Linked DNA regions of Mus musculus: region 1 is linked to region 2. The links are chromatin loops, found by intact Hi-C in ENCODE. Cell type or tissue: left cerebral cortex. All regions are shown on one strand. Each heading gives the region's core, and the rest is flanking DNA. Links, peaks and the distances in the headings are about the cores only. Region 1 overlaps Lrmda (leucine rich melanocyte differentiation associated). Region 2 overlaps Lrmda (leucine rich melanocyte differentiation associated).

Region 1 (2,806 bases), core at 252-2,751, 51 kb before region 2:
TGAAGAGGGAGAACTAACTCACATGACCCTATGCCAACATTACAGTGTCTCTGGTCTCTACAGAGTCCTTCCCAGAAAACCCTGAAGCCAGGTAGCCTTTAGCCCCAGGAAGAGGTGCTATGAAGAGGAAAATGATTAGACAGAAAGTCCCTAAAACAAACCTTTGTGTGTGTGTGTGTGTGTGTGTGTGTGTGTGTGTGGTTGGGTAATGCATTTGTTTGCATGTGCATGTGGCCAGCAGAAGACAAAATCATGTGACAATTCCTTAGGAAGGAGCCAACCTTTTTTTGAAGGGGTGTAAAGTCTTTCACTGGCCTAGAGATAGTCTGTTAGGCTAGACCAAGGCCCAGGAGCCGCATGTCCCTGCCTCCTCAGCACTTAGGTTCCAAGAACACTCATCTTTATTTCTCTATGAGTTCAGGGGACTGGGATAGAGTGCAGGTCCTTGGCCTTTAATGACAGAGTGAGCGCTTCTGCTTGAACATTTTTTAAAAACTGGAATAGTTGTCCTGAATTAATTATGTTTTGAAAATACAAAATCACTAATTCAGTAAGGACTTGAATTGTGTCATCATGTAAAGATCTTTTCAACAGAACAACAAAGGCGGATTCCCTTCCCCGCCAGCTTTTATACATCTGCAGGCCGTCACCAAGCTTGCAAACAGACAAACCCTTTGTTCTTCCTCATCTGGGCACATTGCTCTGCCTCCTCCTCCTCCTCGTCCAGCTGCAGAAAGTGCTACTTTGAGAGCTCAGTTTTCTTTTGCATGGCTCTCTTTATGGGATGGAGACCCTGTAAAAAATGCTGGTTCATGTCACATTTTTAATGCCATCATATGGTGGTACCATTCAGTAAGTTTCCCTTTCTCTTGATTTTGTAATTTAATCCATAGTAAATACCATTCTCCTTTATTTAACGAATCATCTTGGTTGGCCCCCAGATTTGTGGGCTGTTTTGTTTTGTTTCAGTGCTATCGGCTAAGTGACAGACATAGTCACATGGCTCTGGGCATGGTCACTTGCTTTTCCTGGGGTAAAATCCTATGATGCTTGGATCTTTGACTTGTTACATATTCAAACTGACTAGAAAATGATTTTTTCAGCATAAATATGCTAGTTCACATTTCGACTAGAATAATTTTTGGAGGTTCTGTGCTTTTTCAGTTCTTGCTATTGCTGTAGTTTTTAACTTCTGCTCAGCCAATGGACAAAAAAAATGTGCATTTTATGATTTCCATGTATATACTATGCTTGTTTCCTTAAAAACAAAAGAGAGCATTTTCAATAATTTGAAATGAAATTCTTTTTTAAAAATAGGTATGAGGGATGGGGCAATCTTGCAGAGACCCTTGTTTGGTTGCCAGAATGTTAGTGGCACTTCATAACTGTCTGTAACCCAGTTCCAGGGCATCCAGCACCCTCTTCTACTTCCATGCAGACTAGGCATGTATACACCTGTCAGAACATTCGTATAACAAGATAAAAATAAATATATATTTTAAAAATCACGGTGAAGTACAATCTTTGCACAGAGTAGATATGAATCCATGTCTCCATGGACACCATGTAGACAGATACATGCAAGTCACTGTACCTGTGTTATCCTTACATCTGCTACCCATCTGCATATTTACAGTGGTAGTGGCAAGCTGGGTCCTGTGAGCCAAATCTAGCTCACCACCTGTTTTTCTAAATAAAGCTTTATTGGAACACAGCCATGCCCGCTTGCTTACACACCAGCTCTGAACACTTATACTCTATGACAGGAGTTTGGGTAGTCAAAAAGACCATCTGTCCGGCATGAGCCTGAAGTGCTTACCAGGCCTTTACAGTAGAAGGTCACTGACCCATGACTTAGAACATCTCCATTTATAGACATGGATGTTCCACACTGCATGTGTCCCCTCAAATCAGTTCCTCCTGAATGTCATCCTTTATGAAATGCTTTCACCTTCCACTAGGGCACTCAGACAGACAACCTAGGCATCATCTCATACTCTTTTCTCTAATTTACCACCAGGCACAGAGACTCCCCAATTATCCAACCTTCCTATCTGTGCTCTGCTAAGTCCCTTTCTCTGCACCCTCTTCCATCTCTGTGCTTCAAGCCTTCCACTTGCATAAACAACCCTCTAAACTAATGAACAAGTCCCCATCCTTCCTCATTCTCTCATGCAAACAAGATACCAGACCAATTCTGACTCTTTTTGTTTATAGATTTGAATTTCTGTGTGCTATCTCCTCCTAATCTTTACGGTTCCTGAAAGACCTCTGCCATCTCTGCACATGCCAACAAAACCTTCCACAGCAGAATCTTGACAATGATTTGGACTGACATTGCAGGACATTCGGGGCTACCATACCACTTGCCAGCGGGGCCTAGAGAAAGTAGATACTCACCTACAGCTAGGGCTGAGAAGGCCAGAGCAAAGAGGCTCTCACTGATATCATTTAATGCAGTGCTTTTCAAACTTCTATGTGCAGAAGACTCCCAAGAGCTCACTCAATTCAAAACAGCCATGTGAGGAGTCACCACAACTCCACAGAGTCAGAATCTTCAGAAAAAGATGCTAACATGATCATGTTGCGAATGTGCTTCTTAGCAGATTCTTACATAGGCTACATAGAGAAGGACTTAACTATTGTCAGCATCCTGCAGTAGACATTATCCCACCCTACCACATCAGCCATGATGGACCAGTATATCCCAACCATTTCTGTATGTGCCATACCGATTATAGGCTTGTTCACTTTCCCCCACAGGCCAAGAAGCCTGGTTTGAAGACAAAGCTAATATTCACTCATT
Region 2 (2,806 bases), core at 284-2,783:
ATCCACCCTGGTGTCCAGAGAGGCCAATGACACAGGGGCAGGAAACAGAAGGGGAGGTGAACCCACTGAAACAACAACGAGCCAAGAGAAAAACGACACTAAAAAAAAATTTATTTTGGGACTCTGGGTGCTGGCTTTGGTCGGCATGAAACTAATTCCACTGGCTTTTCACCACAACTCCCTATTCGCACGCACTCGCCTTCCTTCACCAAAGAACCCCGGAGAGCTCACTTTGAGGGCTAAGGACGAAGCTCAGCTGGCAGAGTACTTGGCCTGGCATGCATGGGGCCTGGAGCTCAGTCCCCAGCACTGCATAAACCCGGCATGGTGCCTCAAGGCCATATAATTCCAGTGCTTGAGACGAGGTTAGGGGAATCAGAAGTTCCACACCATCATGGCCGCCTAGCAAGTCTGAGCACTGCCTAAGATACAGGACAGTCTGTCCCCAAACAAATAAACAAATAGACAAGTTAGAGGCTGAGTTCCTGGCCTACCCCAAAAGTCCTAGCTGAAGCAATAATCCTTAGAATGTTCTTTTAAAACAGAAATCTGACAAAGTTGCTTTTCTGCTTAAAACAGCATGTAAAGTTTGGCCTGAATTTCAAGCTTTGAACATGGCCAATAAGGCCCCAGGGCACAGCCTTTCCTTCTTTGCAGGCCTGACTCTTGCCTCTCCCCTTGTTTGGCAAGCAGGAACCTGTCTGGCAGCTTTTCTATTCCTTCAGGTGCTCAGTCCTGAGATCCGGAGATCTTCACCGAATAGAATAATCTTTCTCCTGACGCTTTCTCTCCAGCATGCTCTGCCTTAGTGATAGTCCCCTGCTATACTGCAAACTCCCCACACATTTTGTCACCACAACCCTGAATAGCTGACTCATAGTAATGTCTCAATAAATTCTTGTCACACGATAAAATACATTTATTTAATGCTAAACAAACACCATCCTTCAGTCTCCACGGGTTCAAAGCAACAAAGTAAAAAATAAGTTAAAAATAAAACAACAAAACAACGTAACAAAGTAGCAAAGCATTTGTATCAGCCTTCCCAGTCACTGCACACTGTTTTCTAAGGGAAATAACCCCTTTAGAGCCCTTGATGCTCACTGAGTGGAACACACAGGGTCCTGCAACCCCCATTCCTCATGGGCAGCCTCTTCTCAAGGAGGGCCCTGTTGATTCTTGCTGCATGCAAGGGCTTAAGTTACAGCACACACTTTGCCAAAAGGAGTCATCAGAGGTTGTTTAGAACAAAAGAAGACTTCCTTCCCGGGGTTCAGCCTGATCCACAAGTGATAGAAACAAAAGCAGAGCCCGTGGCTTCCAAGATGCATTCAGAGTCCTCAGGCTGGGCTGGGGCTCCAACAAGAGGCCACTGGGCCCCATGCTAAGTGAAGCAGCATACGGCTCACTTAATTGGGCTTGCCTTTTATTATACTTCTCTCTTGCTCCTGCAACCTGTGATTTTTTTGATGAATGCATCATAAAATGTTTAATCCAAATGAAGACCAAAGGAGTGCAGGGAAGCATCCATTAGTCACTGCCAGATCCTCCAACGACAGGAGACAGGGTCTTAAGGACTGCTATTAGGGACGGAGCCCGGTTGCAATGCAGCCCTCGTGCTGCGCGGCTCAGTCAGCAGAAGGGGGAGCTGTAGTGTAACCTATTTGAGATGTAAATCTAGAGCTGGCAGTGCTGCAGATTAGAGACTGTGGTCGCTGCTGTCGGCCGGTCTACAGCAATACTATATATCCTGTCCTGGTCGGTGCAGGTCATTAACAGGACGCGGAATGGTGTTAGTAAATGTGAACATTAAGAAACCCAGGTCAGCAAAGGACGGAAAGCATGGCAGCCACACTTCAAGGGGAATCAACCCCCCGGGAAGGGGAGATTGCATGGATACAGAAACAGGCAAGTGACAGTGTTAGCTTTGAGTGACAACAGACGAGCCACCACAAACGTGATAGGGTGGTATCTTGACATGAGAGAAATTAGACATGGAAGAGGGAAAATGAGAGAAACAGAATAGGGGACAAGGAGGAAAGGGAGGAAGGAGGGGAGAGGAGAAAGAGGGAAGGAAGAAGAGGGGGAGAGGATGGAGGAGGGAACAGAGTAGAGGTCTTCTGTCCATGCCTGCATACAGCAACAAGGAAGGTTTCACGAACACACAGTCCCAGGAGGGCTGGAGGGACATTGCCCCTCTTTGTGTGGACCTTGCATAAAAACGGGACAAAAGACTCAGAACAAGGCCCCTAGCTTCCCGGAGCCGAGCCATAGCTGCTGCTTGGGCTCTATTTTTTGACCAAGTCAGGTGTCCCTACTGCCAAAGAAGTTTTCCTTTTTCCCTGACTCCAGGCACTTCCTGTTTCCTTCAAGTGGAACTCCCCAAGACTCATCAAATCCACAATTTAATTACATCTCAGAGAGAGAGGGAGAGAGAGAGAGAGAGAGAGAGAGAGAGAGAGAGAGAGAGAGAGAGAGAGAGAGAGAGAGAGAGGAAGGAGAAGGAGGAGTGTAAACATGACTTCTTTTTATCTCCCGATACATCTGGACAAGTAGACAATGTGCTAAAACAAAATAAATCTGCCCTGACAGACACATCAAAGGGGCTTGCAGCTACTTACAGCCCAGGAATGCAGTTGCTAAGCATCGGCCAAAGACTTATCAGTCCTTGGAAGAAATGCTTTTTTCTCCCTTTGAGGGGGGCGATGAGGAAGGCTGGGGAGTGGGAACCAGCCTGCAAAAGGAGACTGGGGATTTGCAGGGATTTTGAAGCTTAAAATGAATTGTGTGAAGAAAAGGAGTTTTG

Evidence for each region. Peaks named below come from ENCODE experiments on the same cell type or tissue, not always from the same donor. Only the 100,000 strongest peaks of a DNase experiment are listed, where the experiment ranks them.
Region 1: it touches region 2 in a loop (3-fold over the local background); 2 of 42 quality-filtered maps call a loop at or near these places.

Annotation. Positions count from the first base shown.
Region 1 is chr14:22,858,718-22,861,523 of GRCm38, reverse strand. All of the region lies in intron 6 of Lrmda (leucine rich melanocyte differentiation associated), which reads right to left. Among named protein-coding and RNA genes, the nearest start is that of Gm30926, 59 kb to the right of the region's middle. In left cerebral cortex, for the core only: no CTCF peak of the experiment used is centred there; DNase peaks (open chromatin) are centred at 680 and 1,669.
Region 2 is chr14:22,807,298-22,810,103 of GRCm38, reverse strand. All of the region lies in intron 5 of Lrmda (leucine rich melanocyte differentiation associated), which reads right to left. Among named protein-coding and RNA genes, the nearest start is that of Gm30926, 7.3 kb to the right of the region's middle. In left cerebral cortex, for the core only: a CTCF peak has its summit at 1,636 (motif pointing right); a DNase peak (open chromatin) is centred at 1,651; H3K4me3 peaks cover 259 bases.